Regions from separate parts of the Homo sapiens genome. Here region 2 is linked to region 1. A link is an interaction called in ENCODE POLR2A ChIA-PET data of the cell type or tissue named here. Cell type or tissue: Caco-2. All regions are shown on one strand. Each heading gives the region's core, and the rest is flanking DNA. Links, peaks and the distances in the headings are about the cores only. Region 1 overlaps MEGF11 (multiple EGF like domains 11). Region 2 overlaps LOC105370866 (a long non-coding RNA gene).

The links. ChIA-PET counts read pairs that join two places held together with the same protein. Peaks named below come from ENCODE experiments on the same cell type or tissue, not always from the same donor. Only the 100,000 strongest peaks of a DNase experiment are listed, where the experiment ranks them.
Region 2: POLR2A ChIA-PET joins it to region 1 with 5 read pairs; 4 of 35 experiments call an interaction of 5 or more read pairs at or near these places.

What each region holds. Positions count from the first base shown.
Region 1 is chr15:65,924,663-65,930,040 of GRCh38, reverse strand. It overlaps MEGF11 (multiple EGF like domains 11), which reads left to right. Exons shown (of 26, transcript NM_001385028.1): 12 at 158-321; 13 at 1,514-1,616. Among named protein-coding and RNA genes, the nearest start is that of RAB11A, 58 kb to the right of the region's middle. In Caco-2, for the core only: no CTCF peak of the experiment used is centred there; a DNase peak (open chromatin) is centred at 2,286.
Region 2 is chr15:65,833,942-65,839,319 of GRCh38, reverse strand. All of the region lies in intron 1 of LOC105370866 (a long non-coding RNA gene), which reads right to left. Among named protein-coding and RNA genes, the nearest start is that of TRQ-CTG1-4, 33 kb to the left of the region's middle. RefSeq lists an enhancer at 4,781-5,378. In Caco-2, for the core only: no CTCF peak of the experiment used is centred there; no DNase peak of the experiment used is centred there.

The DNA of each region.
Region 1 (5,378 bases), core at 351-5,350:
GTTGTATTTCTGAACTCTGTGTGGAATGTGTGTTCTAACCCAGCCCTCAGGAAAGCAGTGGTTTGGGTGGAATGCTGTGTGCAGAGCTGGGGGGAGTGGGCAAAAAAGACACACTGGGCCTGGATGGAGAAGTGACAGTCCCTTTCCCTCCCCTCAGGGTGGCAGGGCCTGGACTGCACCCTGCCATGTCCCAGTGGGACGTGGGGCCTGAACTGCAACGAGAGCTGCACCTGTGCCAATGGGGCAGCCTGCAGCCCCATAGACGGCTCCTGCTCCTGCACTCCTGGCTGGCTGGGAGACACCTGTGAGCTGCCTTGCCCGGTGAGTGCCAGGGTGGGGAGGGACAGGTTGGGCTCCGCATCCCCTCACGCCCTTTCCCTGGTGTTAGTTCGTCCACAAGAGTGCACAGAGAACAGCACTAAGCTAGGTGATGGGACACTTGGATTTAGGTCACAGTCCTAGTCCTAACCTCTCTGTGGCTATTTTACTACTTTGGCCCTCATCCCCCTCGTCTATAAAATGGCAAATACTTGGCAGATGTGGTGACATGGCATCACTTTTCCCGTGCTGCTCTTGGTAAACATTATTGACTCTGGCACTTGAGCTCAAATGCAGCTTCAGATTCCTTCACAACCCAGTGCTACAAGACAGCCCTTACTAATCCATGAGAGTTGCCATTCGTTGGTAGATAATGTTTAAGCTTCCTTCTGGTTCCAACAGTCTGTACTTTTATGATCAGAGTGTGTGGTGACTAAAGCAAGCACTGTTCAATAATAACCACCCAGACTTAATCACTTCATCTTATAGGTCTGAGATACAAATAAGTTAAACCCACTGATATGATATTGCTGGATGAGCAATGCAGTCCTTAATGAGCAATTTGGAGTCCTGCAATCCTGGGTTCAAATCTTGGCTTTGTCACATCCTTTGTTACCTTGAGCATGTTACTTCACCTCTCTAACCTTGTTTCTCATCTTTAAAGTGGGAATACAATGGAATCATATCATGGAATTGCTGTGAGGATTAAGAAAAATTAAGTATATGAGGCTCTTGATACCTAATGAGCATATAAGAATTGGTGACTACCTTCTTCCCCGGCAACAAAGAATAAATCATAGTCATTCCTCACAGATGATCAATGTGTTACAATCTGCAAAGTGCACTTTCATTTACAGTTTTAGTTAATGATCATTACAGGCCTTTGAGCTTGACCACTGAGAAGTAGAGCAGGAGTATCACCTCCTTCTCAACCTCATACTCCTGTTAATGCAGCCAAATAATTCTTCAGAGTGTCTTCATGGCTGTGTTATCCCCACTTACAAAACGTGTCCCCATTGTGCCCCAGCCCCAGTCTCCCTGCATCTCTGTGGGGTTCTGGCTCAGTTTTGTCATCAAGATCCAGTAGATCTCACTGGACCCTCCAAAAGTAAAAATTAAAGAAAAGATCCATAGAAGTACACAAACCTCTGGAGGTTTGGGTCTGATCATTTTTCTCTCCCTGTCTTCTCCACAGGATGGCACATTTGGGCTGAACTGCAGTGAACACTGTGACTGCAGCCATGCTGATGGATGTGACCCCGTCACAGGCCACTGCTGCTGCCTGGCCGGATGGACAGGTAACCTTCCCTTGCTGTGCCACCACCCAGGTACTGTGAAACTGGGTTCTTGGTATCCTACTTCTCTTGACCGTTTTCTTCTTCAATACCTCTCTTCTTGATCCCTGAGTATGCATCTTTCCCTTTATCTGCTCTGGGTTCCAGTTCTCCATTCCATTTAATTCAAGTAAATATTTATTGAACATCTATTAGGTATAAGCTCTGTCCAAGGCACTGGAGTCACTCCAGTAGGTCAAAAGCTGACATATGGTTGGTGTAAGTGCTCAATCTAGAGAATATGATGGAGAAGGGGACAAGGGCCTTTCTCCTTAGTCCAGTCTCAGAATCCTGGTCCTTATATCTATCCTGTCAGCCTGCCTCCTAAATACAAGGTGAATCCATCTACTTCTCTCCATCCCACTGCCACCACACGGTCTGCTGGGTACCATCCCGCATCTGGCACTGCCTTGGCCTCCGCTCTTGCCCAGCTGCATTCATTCTGCACCTGGTGGCCAGAGTCAACTTTTCAAACCCAGATCTGCCATTTCAGTCCCTGTTCAGAATGCCTCAGTGGCTTCCCACGACTCTTACATAAAATTTTAAATCCTTACCATGGCCCAGGGCCCACGGGATCTGGCTCTGCCTGACTCCACCTCACTCTGTTCACTTTGTGGCTCACTACATTCCAGCCACCAGGGCTGCAGTCTACTTCTTCAGGAAGCCAACCACCTTCCTGACTCCAGGCCTTTGCACATGCCATTCCCTCTGCCTGGATCATTCCTTCCCCTTTTCACCTGATAACTCCTTGTCTACCAGATTTCAATGTAAAGCTTTCTTCCTCTGGGAAGGCACTTCCCCTGCTACAATACCCACCCCAACCTGACCAAGACAAAAGCACTCCCTTTATTAATTCTTCTACCCTACACTTTTCCTATTGTGGTACTTAAATCAGAGTTCAATGACAACTGTGGTAACTGTTTATTATCTGCCTCCCTAATGTGGCCATCAGCTATATGGAGGCATCTGCCTTATTCACCATTGTATCCACTGCCTGCCACACACTGAGATATGGATAACACGGTAGTTAAGAACCCAGCTCTGGAGCAAGACTGCTGGGGTTTATGACCTTGGGCAAGTCATTTAACCTCTCAGGGCCTGAACTCTCCATCCATAAAATACAGATAATTATCCTTGCAACTACAGGGTTGTTTTGAAGCTTAAATGAGTTACTACCTATAAAGTGCTAACAGTGCCTGGCACATAGTAAGTGCTCAGTAAAAGCAGGCCATGAATACAGGAAGTGCTTAATAAGCATTTCAGAAGTGAACCTACTAGCCAGTCCCAAGGTGATGAGCAGCAAAGAGAAAGAAATATAGTCATTTCTGGCAGTATAGGTTCTCAGATAAATAATTAACACCAGGTTGCTGCACAGCCTGTGTTCATAACCAGAAAGTTTCTAAGCAGCCAAGAGCCAGGGACATTGCTTCCTCTGCAGTATCTCCAGCCTGGCTTCCCCTGCCCTGCTGGCTCCTGCCCGTCAGTAAAGAATAAGGCTCAACCCTGGTCACTGGCACCCTAGAATCTCAGCAGGAGCCAAGTGGAAATCAACTTTAATTTTTCATTGCCTTAATTTTGAGTGAGCCAATTAAGATTTTAATGACATCTAGTGCTTAAAAATTCTGTCTTTGGTGAACCACCTTTCAGCAAGGCCTCTGCTGTTCTAAACCTAATTTCCCCAAATGTGGTCCTGAAGTCTTTTCAAAGAAGTGATTGATGTCCTGAGGTTTGTCATGCAGAAGGGGGCCAATGAGAGACAGAGATGGGCCTCCCACTGAGCCCTCCCCACTCACCTCTGCCTCAAGAAAAATCTGTGCCTAACTTCCCAGTCCCTGGCACACCGCTCATTCCTTGGCTTGGCACAGGTTTGGGGCTGCCCTGAGCTGTGCATGTGTCTCCCCTTAACCCTCATAAGCCATAGGCTTACTGACAGTTGGCATTTTGTCTTATTCATCTTGCCCTGCACATAATATGTGCTTATTAAATGTTTACTGAAATAAACTGGAAGTTGGCCTATAACCATTCATAATTTTTCCCCTTAAAGTGGGGGAGGCTTTAAAGATTATCTCCACCAACCTTCTCATGCCACAGATAAGGAAAAGGAGTTGTCTGGGGTCTCAGGACATTAGGGCCAATAGGATGAAAGACTCAGGATTGTATCTTAAGGGGGAACCATTTATTCAATCAACTAGCATTTATTGACTCAAGCAATTACCAAGCCTTTATATTGGCAGCTACCTTGTGCCCAGCACCATGCCAGACTCAGCAGTAAATGGTAAAAAGCAACAGTTTCTGAGTACCTACTGTGTGCCAAACACTGTTGGGCACCAAAGATGCAAAAATGACCAAGATGGCATCCTGTCCATAAGGAGCACCTAGGTAAGCAAAGTCAGAAGTGGCAGTAAGCCATGGTACCTGTCTTCAAATTGCTGGCAGGGGAGACAGGTCTTGTGTATGAAGCTTTCAAGTAACAGGTAGAGACAAAGCTGTATGCTGCTGATTATCAAAGAGATGCTTGTCTCCCTGGGCAGACATCCAAGAAGGCTTCCTGGAGAAGGAGGGCCCTAAACGGACCCTGAAGGATATGGGCTGCTGAGTGGCTACTGGCTTCACTGCATGAACTAGAGATCAACATGTATGGATTCCTAGCCTAGGTTTACCCACCAATTTAGATGTGGGGGTGGGGAGGAGTCCTGAAAAATAAAGCAAGGGGGTTCCCTAGAGTAAGAAAGGAAAGGACCTCTGAGGGGGACTATCCCTATCCAACTGTAGCGAAAACTGGGGCCCAGGAAGGTAACTGAAGCTGCTTCTTCAGAAACTACAGCTGGGAGCCTCCCACAAAGGCCAAGGCCAGCCCCTTTGATCATATCAGTAAGTTGCTTCTGGAACTGGGCACTCCATATGGGGAAATCCTTGACCCTTCTTTCCACTTAGATCCCATGTCTTAAGCTCCAAGAAGGTCTTGGGACATATAAGAACCACAAACAGCCCCACTCCCACAGAAACAGGCCCAGAATATAATAACTGCCAAGTCCTAGAACCCAGTGGGACTTTGCAGCCACCTTCAGTCTGAGAATAAACATGGTACACTCATGGTTCTCAATCTCCATAAATGAGGACCCCTTTTGACATGAAAACACTAAGGATTCCACAATGAGAGTAGCTATACTTTTAATAGCCACTGGCTGGGATAAACACAATAGCAACCAGCTGCCACGAATTCAGTGGTGCTTTCACATACACTGTGTTTTATGAACACAGTAATACCTATAGTTTTAGGAGAGAGCACTGTCTACGTGTGACACATGTGCCTTGGTCAGCTGGCAAAGAGTGCCTGGTGTGCAGTGGAATTGGAGGCCCTGTGGACAGCAAAGCTCCACCTCAGTGCAAGGAACAGCTTTGTCCCTAGGCCTGTGGTCTGAATCCTGGGTTTCCAACAACCATAGGCAAAAGAAATCCTAGGCCAGCACAGTGGCTCACGACTGTAATCCCAGCACTTTGGGAGGCTGAGGCGGGCGGATCACTTGAGACCAGGAGTTTAAGACCAGCCTGGCCAACATGGAGGAACCCCGTCTCTACTAAAAATACAAAAGTTAGCCAGCTGTGGTGGTGGCTTATACCTGTAATCCCAGCTACTCGGAAGGCTGAAGCAGAATTGCTTGAACCCCGGATGCAGAGGTTGCCATGAGCCAAGATCACACCACTGCACTCCCACCTGGGTGATAG
Region 2 (5,378 bases), core at 1-5,000, 90 kb after region 1:
CACCACATCCGGCTAATTTTTGTATTTTTAGTGGAGATGGGGTTTCACCATATTGGTCGGACTAGTCTCGAACTCCCAACCTCAGGTGATCCACCTGCGTTGGCCTCCCAAAGTGCTGGGATTACAGGTGTGAGCCACCGCATCCGATCATGTATGTATGTACTTATTTATATAAAATTTGTCCAGCTGGGTGCGGTGGCTCATGCCTGTAATCCCAGCACTTTGGGAGCCTGAGGTGGGCAGATCATGAGGTCAGGAGTTCGAGACCAGCCTGACCAACATGGTGAAACCCCATCTCTACTAAAAATACAAGGCCAAGCATGTGGCTCACCTCTGTAATCCTAGCACTTTGGGAGGCTGAGGCGGGAGGATCACCTGAGGTTGAGAGTTCGAGACCACCCTGACCAACGTGGAGTAACCCTGTCTCTACTAAAAATACAGAATTAGCTAGGCCTGGTGGCGCATGCCTGTAATCCCAGCTACTAGGGAGGCTAAGGCAGGAGAATCGCTTGAAACTGGGAGGCGGAGGTTGCAGTGAGCCGAAGTTGCACCACTGCACTCCAGCCTGGGCAACAAGAGCAAAACTCTGTCTCAAAAACAAAAAACAAAAACAAAAATTACCCAGGCTTGGTGGTGCGTGCCTGTAATCCCAGCTACTCAGGAGGCTGAGACAGGAGAATTGCTTGAACCCAGGAGGCGGAGGTTGCAGTGAGCCGAGATCGTGGCACTGCACTCCAGCCTAGGCCACAGAGCGAGACTCCATCTCAAAAAAAAAAAAAAAAAAATTTGCAAAGCTTCCATAATGTCTATGAAAGAGCAAGTATGAAAATTTCCCAGCTGGGTGCGGTGGCTCACGCCTGTAATCCCAACACTTTGGGAGACTGAGGCAGGCTGATCACAAGGTCAGGAGTTCAAAACCAGCCTGGCCAACACAGTGAAACCCCGTCTCTACTAAAAATACAAAAAAATTAGCTGGGCGTGGTGGCATGTGCCTGTAGTCCCAGCTACTTGGGAGGCTGAGGCAGGAGAATCGCTTAAACCCGGGAGGTGGAGGTTGCAGTGAGCTGAGATCGCACCACTGCACTCCAGCTTGGGCAACAGAGTGAGACTTAGTCTCAAAAAAAAAAAAAAAAAAAGAGGAAAAAAAAGAAAATTTCCCCAAATTAGAAGGCTACAGTGACTAATTTCTGGGACTTTCTGGGGCTGCTCTGTGAATTGGGCAGCTGCACTGGGTGGCTGGCTGGCTGCTGAGAGTTCTTGCAGTACTGGCCCTGTTTGCAGCAGTGAGACCAAGTGAACCATGGAGGAGCCTCCTAATTCTTTCATTTATTGTTTGCCTTTTTTTTTTTTTGTAAAGCATCAATTGCTTTTGTAAAAACAAAGCTATTTTTTAAAGGACAGAATGGTCAACAGTGTCTGAGTATGATAAGGACTGAGTTGGGTCCAGTGGACTGAGCAACAGGGAAGTAGTGAGTGACCTAGTCAAGAATAGTATCTGTGTGGTGGTGGTGGTGGGGGTGGCTTTAAGAGAGTGAGGGAAGTGAGGAAGTGGAGAGAGAGAGAGTGAGTTTGGACAATTATTTCTGGAAGTCTGGCCGAGAAAAGAAGGCATGAGGTACAGCAAGGGGTGCCTAAAGGGAGGAAGGGGGAGGCAGAAAGAGGTACTAATTTTGTTTGTTTGCTTTGTTTGTATTTGTTTTTACTATTGAAAAGGAGCTAGTAGATAAGTGAATGATTCAGCAGAGAGAGAGACTGCTCCCTAAAAAGGAATCTCTAGAAAGCTGGAAGAGGATAAGAACCAAAGCACCACAGAAGTTAGCCTTCAACAGAATGACAAGCCTTGTAACTGGACGAGAGGAGGAAAGGCCACATACAGATCAAATGGAGGGCTCTCTTTCCAATGAGAACAGACACTGAAATAAAGAGGGCCCTTAGCCGGGTGTGGTGGCTCACACCAGTAATCCCAGCACTTTGGGAGGCCAAGGCAGGAAGATCACTTGAGCCTAGGAGTTTTGAGACCAGCCTGGGCAACATAGGGAGACCTTATCTCTACAAAATAAATAAATAAATAAATAAGGCCCTGCAGGGGCCGGTGCTATTATTTTTAAAAGGAGGGTATAGCTTTTACCACATAGTATTGAACTAGGTGCTCACCCTGTTTGCCCTGAAATGGAAAAGCTGTCTGGGATAGAAACGTTCATTATCTTGACTGCAGTGGTTTCACCAGCATATGCTCATGTTAAAACTCATCAAATTGTACCCTTTAAGTAGGACAATTTATTGTATAACAATTATACCTCAATAAAGCTGGTTGTTATTGCGGGGAGGACTGTTTTGTTTTATTTTGGTTTTTTTCTTACTCTTTGTTTTTGTTGTTGTTTTTAAGCTGGCATGCCTCAGTCAACAGGGGGCATTGTTGTGCATGCCAAGATGGGAAAGTGGTTTTCCCACCTGAATTTCAATTCTACGGCCCTTCTGGCCAGGTGCAGTGGCTCACACCTGTAATCCCAGTACTTTGGGAGGCCGAGGCAGGCGAAATCACCTGAAGTTAACTCAAAATACAAAATTAACCAGATGTAGTGGTGCATGCCTATAGTCCCAGCTACTCTGGAGGCTGAGGCAGGAGAATTGCTGGAACCCCAGTGGCAGAGTTTGCAGTGAATCGAGATCGTGCCATTGCACTCCAGCCTGGGCGACAAGAGCAAAACTCAGTCTCAAAAAAAAAAAATAAATTAAATAAAATAAAATAAATTCTATGGTCCTTCTATTTTTCCTGGGCTTTTCTCAGATGACAGAGCTCTTATTTATAGGCACTAAAAGAAGGTAATTAAATAATTATAGGATGAAAGTATAAGCAAATGGATGTGCAGATGTCTGCTGAAATACTCTTGATGCCTGAGTAGCAAGCACTTTATAAACTCAGCCAGACAAAGGAGGAGATTGCAGGACAAAATCATTTATTCACAGCCATGTGGAAGCCATACATGAGATTCTCTGGTGGTAAAGACTGCAGTTGCTGTCTTCCAGAGAGAAGGTTTTGTTATGCAATTTTTTTTTTTTTCTGAGATGGAGTCTTACTCTGTCGCCCAGGCTGGAGTGCAGCGGCATGACCTTGGCTCACTGCAACCTCCACCTCCCGAGTTCCAGTTATTCTCCTGCCTGAGCCTCCCGAGTAGCTGAGATTACAGGTGTGTGCCACCATGCCTGGCTAATTTTTGTATTTTTAGTAGAGACAGGGTTTTACCATGCTCCCCAGGCTGGTCTCAAACTCCTGGCCTGAAGTGATTCTCCCACCTTGGCTTCCCAAAGTGCTGGGATTACAGGCGTAAACCACTGTGCCTGGCCTGTGTTCTCATCTGGAAAATCCAACTGATAGCCTTTGCCTTACCAGTGTTAAATCACGTTTAGCATAAAGCTGCCTCCTTACATATCTTAAGTTCAGCCTAAAGGTTTCTCTGTACATCATGAACTATAACCTAAATGGAGCTGTATACAGGCTGTAGTCTACTTTTGTGTCAATCATTGAGTTTTGGCCAGTCAAGGATGGCCAACTGTTCAAACGTGTTCAAATAAGGCAAACACCGAACTGTAACCCATCCAGCTGTTTCTCCTCCTCACTTCTTTTTTCTGTTTGTCATTTTCCTTTTTCTGGCCATAAATCTTCCACCATGTGGCTGCGCTGGAGTCTCTGAGCATACTCTGGCTCAGGAGGCTGCCCGATTCACAAATTGTTCTTTGCTCAATTAAACTCTTTTAAATTTAATTTGGCTACAGTTTTTCTTTTAACATCTGTTTCTCAGAATAAAAGTGAAAGATTCCAATGAAAACATTGAAAAAGTAAAAAGAGCTATGAATGTGACATCTTAATGCAACTGCAACAATTTGGCAACACAATTGGTAATCCAGGGTTGCCGGGTTTGTGAAAAGGTACACATCTCCTGGGCCTCTGCCTCTTCCAGATACTTACGGCCAGTTTTGTTGATAGAGTACACTTGTCAATGACTCTTTCCTCCCATCCAAGCTTCCATCCACCATACCTATCATAACAATACCATAAGGTAAACATTATTAAGCCCCAGTTACAGTTGTATGAAAAGTAGTACAGAGAGCTTAAGTGTCTTCTTTACAAGCTAATAACAAATATATATAGAAGAGCTGGGATCTGACCCCAGAACTCCAACACTAATCTCTGGTCTCCTATGTTTCTCTGTTATCTTTTAAAACACCAGTGTCTTGGCCGGGTGAGGTTGCTCACACCTATAATCCCAGCACTTTGGGAGGCCGAGGCGGGCACATTGCCTGAGCCCAGGAGTTCGAGACCAGCTTGAGCAACATGGTGAAACCCCATCTGTACTAAAAATACAAAAATTAGCCGGACATGGTGGCATTCACCTGTAGTCTTAGCTACTCAGCAGGCTGAAGTGGGAGGATAGCTTGAGCCCAGGAGATGACGGAGGTTGCAGTGAGCCATGATCGCACCACTGTACTCTATCCTGGGCAACACAGAGAGATCTTATTTCAAAAAAAAACAAACAATGAAACATTAGTGTCTCTAATACAGTAGTCACCAGCCACAAATGACTATTTGCATTTAAATTAATTAAAATTAAACTGGGCCGGGTGTGGTGGCTCATGCCTATAATCCTAGCACTTTGGGAGGCTGAAGTGAGTGGATCACTTGAAGTCAGGAGTTCAAGACCAGCCTGGCCAATATGGTGAAACCCCATCTCTACTGAAAATGCAAAAATTAGCCAGGTATGGTGGCATGCACATGTCATTCCAGCTATTAGGGAGGCTGAGGCACGAGAATTGCTTGAACCTGGGAAGCAAAGGTTGCAATGAGTCGAGGTCACGCCACTGCACTCTAGCCTGGGCGACAGAGTGAGACTCTGTCTCAAAAAAAATAAATAAACAAAAATTAAACTGGATAAAAACATCCTCGCTTTCCACATTGCAAGTATTCAGTACCCATGTGTAGCTACTATATCAGACAGCATGGATATACAACATTTCCATCATTGCAAAAAGTTGAAATGAACAGTGTTACTGGCACACTACTGTATGCATCAGTAAGACACAGACTGGTGAAATATTTACTTTTACCTGATTCTGCCCCTCTTTCATCCTTATTGTCTAATTCTGAATGTTTTCTCTAGTCCCTCCTTCAGTCTTCTACCTAAATGCATGCCTGGAACTGGCCTGCTGGCTCTGAAGGGCACCCAGCACACAGGGCAGACACGGGGATTTTGATGACAAAGATTGATGCTGGCACTTTGCCTGAGCCCAGGAGACAGCAGCTCTAAAGCAGTCTGCAGCAACAGCACCAGGGTGGGAAGTGAACACCCTCTTTCTGCACATTTGCTGTTTGTTCACCTGCT